Regions from separate parts of the Homo sapiens genome. Here region 1 is linked to region 2. The links are chromatin loops, found by intact Hi-C in ENCODE. Cell type or tissue: GM12878. All regions are shown on one strand. Each heading gives the region's core, and the rest is flanking DNA. Links, peaks and the distances in the headings are about the cores only. Region 1 overlaps SNX29 (sorting nexin 29). Region 2 has its middle 36 kb from the start of SNX29-AS3.

What was found. Hi-C counts contacts between places; a loop is a spot of excess contacts. Peaks named below come from ENCODE experiments on the same cell type or tissue, not always from the same donor. Only the 100,000 strongest peaks of a DNase experiment are listed, where the experiment ranks them.
Region 1: a loop joins it to region 2, with 2.8 times the contacts of the local background. A loop is called at or near these places in 2 of 110 quality-filtered maps.

The regions. Positions count from the first base shown.
Region 1 is chr16:12,545,676-12,549,902 of GRCh38, forward strand. All of the region lies in intron 20 of SNX29 (sorting nexin 29), which reads left to right. SNX29-AS3 (SNX29 antisense RNA 3) reads right to left here. Exons shown (of 4, transcript XR_007064988.1): 4 at 638-4,227. Among named protein-coding and RNA genes, the nearest start is that of SNX29-AS3, 63 kb to the right of the region's middle. RefSeq lists a silencer at 401-460 and enhancers at 1,415-1,534, 1,625-1,674, 1,955-2,024, 2,681-3,150, 3,261-3,400. In GM12878, for the core only: no CTCF peak of the experiment used is centred there; DNase peaks (open chromatin) are centred at 346, 1,856, 2,869 and 3,140; H3K4me3 peaks cover 1,744 bases; H3K27ac peaks cover 3,614 bases.
Region 2 is chr16:12,644,815-12,649,334 of GRCh38, forward strand. No RefSeq gene overlaps it. Among named protein-coding and RNA genes, the nearest start is that of SNX29-AS3, 36 kb to the left of the region's middle. In GM12878, for the core only: no CTCF peak of the experiment used is centred there; DNase peaks (open chromatin) are centred at 1,887 and 2,267; H3K27ac peaks cover 285 bases.

The sequences.
Region 1 (4,227 bases), core at 1-4,000, 99 kb before region 2:
CAGGTTAAGGGGAGTGGCTGGTGCAAGGTGGGTGGCCAGAGACGAGGTCACCATGAAGCCTTCAGATTTTAACCTGAGATGGAGAGGCAGCTTTTAAACAGTACCTTTCACCACTAGGCATACAGGGGCCTCCCTACTGACTCTCCAGACCTGTGGGGGAGGGGAGCAGATCACCTCTCCTTGAGAGGGTGAGCCTAAGCCGTGGGCATTGGGGTGGGGTACCTGGAGCATTCTAGGTGTTCGGGGCTATTAATATTTATGTATTATCCTGACAACTAAGGGCAGGATGTGTGCTTCAGTGGGCACTGTAGTTTGAACACCTGGATGCCAAAAACAGAAAACAAAAAAACCCACACCCTTGAGTACACATGATGGGAGTGAAGCAGTCCTGGGTTTGAGTCCCCAGTCTCTCACTTCACTGTGTGACTTTGGACAATGTATTCTCCCCATCCACAAAACAGAGCTAATAACCTCCACCTGGTAACATAGGGATGGGCACTGGTGCAGGGAATGTAAAGTAACGAGGGACGTAGGAGGTACTCATTGCTGTAGAGGTAAACTTGACCTCTTTTCGACCCTTCGTACAACTGTATTAGTCCGTTTTCACAGTGCTGATAAAGACATACCTGAGACTGTGCAATTTACAGAAAGAAGGTTTAATGGACTCACAGTTCCATGTGGCTGGGGAGGCCTCACAATCACCGTGGAAGGCAAGGAGCAAGTCACTTCTTAAGCTCTTTGCATGGCACCATCGATGTGAGCTAGGAAACTCTTCCTTATGAAACCATCACATTCACTGTCAGAAGAACAGCACAGGAAAGACTCGCCCCTGTGATTCAATTATCTCCCAATGGGTCCCTCCCATGATACATGGGAATTCAAGATGACACATGGTTTGGCTGTGTCCCCACCCAAGGATAATACAGGTGGAACATAAATGCCAGATTGATCTATTGATAATTATAAACAATTACCAAGAAGAGTGGATAAATCTTCCTTTTTGAATCCATCTAGACCCACTGTGATTAAAGCTATTATTTTGACTAGAAAACTAAGAAGATAGGAGAAAATTAGACATTTAAACAGCTACCTTCCATGCAACAAAGGAAATTTTAAATACAGACAATTAGGATTGCTTTCAAAATATATGAAAATAAAGGGATTAAGATTATACAGTCACCAGTAAGATCAGGCTGGTTTGGTTTTTCCAGGGCTAGGAGTGCAGCTGGAAGCCCTAGGAGGATGAGAGCAGGGATGAAGAGAAAATAAATTCCCCACCCCTCCATCCACCCATTCCTCCAATTAGTACTTACAGTGCACCATTTCAGATCCTGATAGTTCAACAGCAGATAAAGCATCTGTTTTCATGGGGGACACAGACATTGAATAGTGAGGCAGACATGCCTATGTGAGGTGGCGATTTCCAGTGAAAAGACAGGAAATGACATCACAGTCATCACAGAGGGAAAGAAGCCTGCTGGGGATGTGCTGTTTATGGTCTAGGAAGATGACAGGGATAGTTTGACCCGAAGTGGAGACCTGAGGCAGGGAGCCAGGCAGTGGACACAGCAGGTGCAAAGGTCCTGCAGCCTTGAAGAGTTGGCCCCTGGGAGAAACAGCAAGGAAGCCAGGGTAGCCCAGGAACAGAGAGGCCTTGCAGCCAAGGGAACTCTAGCTGCCATGTGGAGTCAGCAAAGGGTAGAGCTTTGTTATGGGTGATAGAACAGGTAGTTAGGGGACCATGTGGGCACCCCGGGGAGAGGGGATGGTGCCTCAGGCAGCCTGGGAAGGGGTATTCTCAAAGTAGAACTACCAGAACTTGCTGGTTTCAATGTGGGTGTGAGAGAAAGAGGAACTGGAAGAACAGAGTCCTGAGCTGTGGTTAACATCCCCCTCCCTCACGAGGATTAAATACACCCCCACGAAGTCAGCCTCAGCACCACTAAGCTGTCCCATGGGATGGAGATATGATTCCCACCCCAAGCACCATCTCCTGTAATAAAACCTGGCCCCCGCGTTCCTGTCTGGGATCTGCATAGCATGGCACCCATCACTGCCCCTCTAAGCCTCCTCCTGTGAAGCTGCAGCTGCTCACACTTGCCTGGCTACCGAACAGAATGGGCTCAAGAATGCTCTGCAGGGACAGCCTTACTGAGCCCCAGATTCCAAACTGGAGTTTAGCAAAATGAGCCACTTCCTTCAGCAGCAGTTCTAGGGCTGTATAGGAGCTGCTCTTAGGGGTTCAGGGATACCTCAATTCCCAGTCTGCCCTCAAGGTGCTCAGTCTTTTGGGAGACAGCATGGCACAGGGGTCTCGAGTGAACGTGGCATCCTGGACTTTTGCACTGCTCATATTGGTAAGGCAAGCACCACCCCTGGCACACACACGGTCAGGCATGACATAAAAAGATGTTGCTAAGGGACATTGAGGTCTATTTCTTGGGACAAGTAGGAATTTTCTATCCCTGTTCATTCTTCATCTTGGCCACACACATTTGCTCTCTTGCTCATCCCACAGCGCCTCCCACAAGGCCACGCTGGATCCTGCCACAGTGTTAGGTTACATTTCCTTCCTTCTGGCTCACCAGATGTGGACCTGACTGGGAAGGCTGGAAGCTACTGTCCCTGGAGCCCTACTCTCCTGGCTTGGTGCCTCCATGGGGAATGACAGTGGGCACTCTGCACCCACATGGAAGGGAGTCCCACACCTTCTAAGGTCTCCTTTGTAACCTACCTCTGGCTCCCCACTGTGCCACATCCCTGTACCATGGCATCTGTGTCTTTTGGACAGCACCGGGCTTTCAGGATGACTAGTCAGGGTTGTCTTGTCTGGACCAGATGCTTTGAGGGTGCAGCCTTCTGGGAATTCCCTCTAGGGATTTTCTATGATGCTGGCTTCCCTGTAAGTCCCACTCCAGGCCCGGGTACTCTGTCCAAGCCCCACAGCAGAAGAGGCTCTTCAGGGGCCTCATTTGGTGTCAACTCAGCAAGAAGTGAAGTTTAAAGCCCAGAGCACTGCAGGGCATTGTACTGGTGTAGGAGGGGTACATCCAGGGCTCCAAGGTGTTTTCTGTGCTGAGCTCATCTCTCATCCCCCAGCCACCACAGTGCTGGGTCATAGCTGGGCTGTTGTTTTCCTATGGCAGGCCCAGCCCTGTCTAGCTCTCAGTTCCTCTGCTCTGCAGCCAGGGCCCTTGGCCTGAACCCTACACATAGCAGCACTCACTCGGGCTGTAGGTATTCTTCAGTACCTGCTATGGCCTGGCATTTAGGGAACTCTCAAGCAACAGCACAAGTGAGGCCCCTGCTCTCCCGTGCTTTGGGTCCGTTGTAACAGCATAAAAAGCTTGTGGAGTATCTTAGGTGAGTCCACTCTTGCAGCTGGGCAGGCATCATAGTGTTCGGCTCCCTGTTACAGTGTCATTTCTTGGGGACATAGCAGATGGAAAATTCTGGGGTAGTTTTGATTTAGCAGTTATCACATTTGCTGTTCATGGAGTGTCTGCAGGGGCTAGGCACCCCTCACGATGCTTGTGTCTGCCAGCCATGGTGGCTCATCCCTGTAATCCCAGCACTTTGGGAGGCTGAGGTGGTAGATCACTCAGGGTCAGAAGTTGGAAACCAGCCTGGTCAATATGACAAAACCCCATGTCTACCAAAAATACAAAAATTAGCCATGGGTGGTGGTGTGCACCTGTAGTCCCAGCTACTCAGAAGGCTGAGGCAGGAGAATCTCTTGAACCTGGGAGGTGGAGGTTGCAGTGACCTAAGATTGCACCATTGAACTCCAGCGTGGGCAACAGGAAGATCCTCACACATACAAAGATGTTCATGCCATTTTTCATCCTCTATCTCAAATAGCCAGTAAGGCATGGAGTGGGCTTCCACCCTGGGACCCCAGCCCTAAGACCTGCACCTTTTTCTACTCCAGAGTCCTTGCCCTCCACACGCTCTGTAAAGAGCATAGCTGCCGAAACCAGCTTGAGGCAGTCCCAAGGCCCGGCATCTTGATGTCGCAGATGCTGCTTGGGGCCAGGAGAGTCACCCTACAAAGTGTGTTCCAGCATTTACTTTGAGACCTGTTGGTGATTAGCAGGTGATTTCTACTTGCAGACAAGGCCCATCATGGCTTCTGTGCCCTGTGTGGCCAGGCCTTGCCTCCTTGGCCGCATGACTGTGGTGAAACAGCCAAAGATGGTTCAGACTAGAACAGAGATCAGAAAATGA
Region 2 (4,520 bases), core at 220-4,219:
TTGGTTGTCACAACCAGGGGAGGGGTAGTGCTACTGGCATCCAGTGAATAGAGGCCAGGGTAAGATCCTACAGCTCATGGGACAGCCCCTAGAGCAAGGAATGATACAGCCCAAAGTGTTGACATTGCTGAGGTTGAGAAATCTGACTTCCAGGGATCCTTCAAGATTGTTCCACCCTTCCCCATTTTACAGATGAAGGAACTGAGGCTCAGACATTATCTAATTTGGAGAAGTCTAGACCTGAACCGACCCGATAGCCATTGTTTGCAATGCCTCTGCGAGCATGTGTGTGTGTGTATGTGTGTTTGTGTGTGTGTACATGCCATCCCCCTTCCTCTCACCATTCTTGTTTATTGACCTTGAGCAAACTCCTCTTCCTCTCATGGTTGTTCCAATCCGTGCTAATCATGAGAGTGTGCAACTCATGGTACTTTAAAATCAATAAGAAAGGCTTAGCTGGGGGTGGTGGCTCATGCCTGTAATCCCAGCACTTTGGGAGGCCGAGGTGGGTGGATCATTGAGGTCAGGACTTTGAGACCAACCTGGGCAACATGATGAAACCCCATCTCTACTAAAAATACAAAAATTAGCCAGGTGTGGTGGCACACACCTGTAATCCCAGCTTCTTAGAAAGCTGAGGCATGAGAATTACTTGAACCCAGGAGGCAGATGTTGTAGTGAGCCAAGATCGTGTCACTGCACTCCAGCCTGGGTGATAGAGTGAGATTCGGTCTCAAAAAAAAAACAACAACAAAAAAGTAAACTAGCTTTCCATTTCCTTTGATAATTTTAAACATTTACTTATTAGATAATTTTTTTGTAAAAAAGAGTCAATGTGTGGCCGGGTGCGGTGGCTCACACCTGTAATCCCAGCATTTTGGGAGGCCAAGGCAGGCGGATCACTTGAGGTCAGGAATCTGAGACCATCCTGGCCAACATGGTGAAAGCCCGTCTCTACTAAAAATACAAAAATTAGCTGGGTGTGGTGGCGCGTGCCTGTAATCCCAGCTACTCGGGAGGGTGGGGCACGAGAATCTCTTGAGCCTGAGAGGTGGAGGTTGTAGTGACCTGAGATTGCACCACTGCACTCCAGCCTGGCAACAGAGCGAGACTCTGTCTCAAAAATAAAAATAAATAAATAAATAAATAAATAAATAAATAAATAAAACAAGTCAATGTGGCAAAAAGTGTGAAGATGATATATTAAACATGACTGCCATTTGGGAAATATGGTTCTAGGGCTGTCCAGCTGGACTTTCTGCAATGATTGAAATGTTCTATTCTGTGCTATCCAATAGCCACATGTGGCTATTGAGTACTTGAAAGGTGGCTAGTGTAACTGAGGCACTGAATTTTAAAATTTTATTTTACTATATAAAGACAATGCAGATCTTGGGTGATAACCGTGATTGATAATGCATGCCTGGAATACTGTCTTTAGGAGGACTCAGCGGTCAGTAGTTCTGTGACAGATTATTAATGCCTGGTGTGGGTATGAGGGGGAATGTGATGGTGAGAGTGTCATTTATTGGCCATCCCTAGACTACGTTTTCTTAGAGGGTCCTTCTAGCTCTAACATTTCAGAATGATATATTCTTCCCTAAGCCTTCGGTAGAATTTAGTACCCAATTAATGATCTGTCTAACCCAGGATGTCATGGAACTATTTGTTTCTGATTTCTGTGTTTTTTAGAAAACCTCACACCATCTGCTTGTTTCCTGATAAACGTAGAGACTACTGATTAGAAGGCTTCACTTTAAAGTATTTACCCATATCTACATGCATTTGCCTGAAGCTAATTATTTCAGGCTGGTGAGATGTGAGTCACCATTTCCTTTTCTCAAGAAAGACACTAAAAAGTCACCTCTTTAGAGGCAGGGGATCATTACCAACGGAAAAGGAAGGACCCCATCTGTTTAATGTGTGGCTAAAAGTGGGGTGCTGGAAATAACCTTTCTCCACGTGACTACAGAGTTGGGACAGGCTGTCAACAGGCTTCGGCTATCTTGGAGAGAAAGTCCCAGATTCTGCCATGGAGAACAGAGGCAAGGCATGGCATGGAACGCTCCCTCCACCCACCGCCATAGAAGCTGAATGTCAAGCAGGTTGGCAGCTTTCCCCAGCCCTCCCCCAGTGTCCCTGCCAGGCACGGAAGGACGGGTCACAGGGCTGACCCTGGCTGGCATTTCAGACAGCTTTATAATTACACCATCTATTTTTCAACTTGCCACTGACCTTTTGGTCTTCTCATTTGTGAGCATGCGAGCATGTGTGTATGTGTGTGCGTTGGATGTGTCTTCTTTTATCTTTGCTTGATGCTCTCATCCTCATTTCCTTTTCTCTTCTCCTCTGGTCTTGTTTATCATTTAAACCACAGGTTGTTAGGGCCAAGTTGGTTTCTCTTTCCTTCTGCTTTATCCTATTATGGAATTATCTAGAATGAGCCCTGTCATCTCTCTGACCTCACTTTCCCATCTGTCAAATCAAAGGTTTTGATTGGATCATAAGAATTGGTAACATTGAATTTTTTTTTTTTTTTTTTTTTTTTTTGAGACAGAGTCTCACTCTGTCCCCCAGGCTGGAGTGCAGTGGCATGATCTTGGCTCACTGCAACCTCCGCCTCCCAGGTTCAACTAATTCTTCTGCCTTAGCCTCCCCAATAGCTGGGGACTACAGGTGCGTGCCACCACTCCTGGCTAATTTTTGTATTTTTAGTAGAGACGGGGTTTCACCACGTTGGCCAGGCTGGTTCGAACTCCTGACCTTGTGATCTGTCCGCCGCAGCCTCCCAAAGTGCTGGGATTACAGGCATAAACCACTGCACCCAGCCAACATAGAACTCTTGACTCTGCCCACCATATTGCTGTCACCTGCTGTCACTGCCTTAGTCCAAGTCCTCATCACCTGTCACCATTGGGACCAAGGTTCTATCACTCCAGAATGGTACCCCCACCCTTGGGCTCCCCTCCAATCTGTTCATGAACCTGAGCTAGAGGCATCTTTTGGAAATGCCCATTGGATCATGTCACTCCCCCATCGTCCTTGTACCCTCCAAGCCCAGCCTCCCTAACATGTCCTCTGAGGCGAATCATCAGGTCCACCATCTGCCCACCTCTCGTCCCCACTCTACGTCACTCTCCTGCACTCTCTACCCTCCAGCCCTCCTGGCCCTCAGTTCCTCAAGCATGTTAGTCTCCCTCTGGTAACAGACATTTCTGCCGGTGGTCCCCTATCCTAGAACAGCTGTTTTCTAACATGGTTGCATATTGGAATCGCCTTGGGAGCTTAAAAAAATCCTAATGCCCAGGCTTTACCCCAGACCATTTGGATCAGAGTCTTTGGAGGGGCAGTGTGGGCAACAGTATTTTTTTTTTTTTTGAAATGGAGTTTCGCTCTTGTTGCCCAGGCTGGAGTGCAATGGTGCAATCTCGACTCACCGCAACCTCCGCCTCCCGGGTTCAAGTGATTCTCCTGCCTCAGCCTCCCAAGTAGCTGGGATTACAGGCATGTGCCACCATACCCAGCTAGTTTTTGTATTTTTAGTAGAGACGGGGTTTCAGCATCTTGGCCAGGCTGGTCTTGAACTCCTGACCTCAGGTGATTCACCCACCTCAGCCTCCCAAAGTGCTGGGATTACAGGCGTGAGCCACCATGCCTGGCCAACAGTACTCTTTAAATTTCCCCAGATGACTCCAATGAGCAACCAAGGTTGTGAACCAATGGCCTAGGATGCCCTTTTTCCTTTCCTCCGCTCTCATCAACTCATCCCTTAGAGGCGATGTCAAAATTTCATCTCTGGTTTCCACCTACGTCTAAGTTGGACCCCTTGTTTTATGCTCTCACAGGACCATGGGCTGTATTTTGAGAGCACATAGCTCAGTTTGCAATGACATATGTGTTAGTGTGATGTTTGATTACTGTCTTTCTCCCTGACTGTGGGACCAGCCTCTAAGATGGCACCCAATGTTCTCCACCTCCTGCTGTTACACCCTGTAAGGTGTGATCCCTTCCCACATTGTACCAGCCTTGGTTTCTGTGACCAGTTGCATATGGCAGAGGTGATGGTATGTCACTCTCAAGATTAAGTTTTAAAACACGACGACTTCCATCTTGAGGATTCTCTCTCCCCTGGATCACTAACTTTGGGGGAAGCCAATCCCCATGTCATGGGGTCATGAGGACATTCAAGGCAGCCTATGAAGAGATGCAGGTAAGAAACAAAGACCTCTGGCCAGTAAGGAATTGCAGCCAGCCAAGAGCCAAGGGGGATCACCTGAGATCGGGGGTTCGAGACCAGCCCGACCAATATGATGAACCCCTGTCTCTACTAAATATACAAAAATTAGCTGGGTGTGGTGGCACATGCCTGTAATCCCAGCTACTTGGGAGGCTGAGACACGAGAATCACTTGAACCTGGGAGGCGGATGCTGTAGTCAGACGAGATTGTACCACTGCACTCCAGTCTGGGCGACAGAGTAAGACTCTGTCTCAAAAAAAAAAAACAAACAAAAAACATACT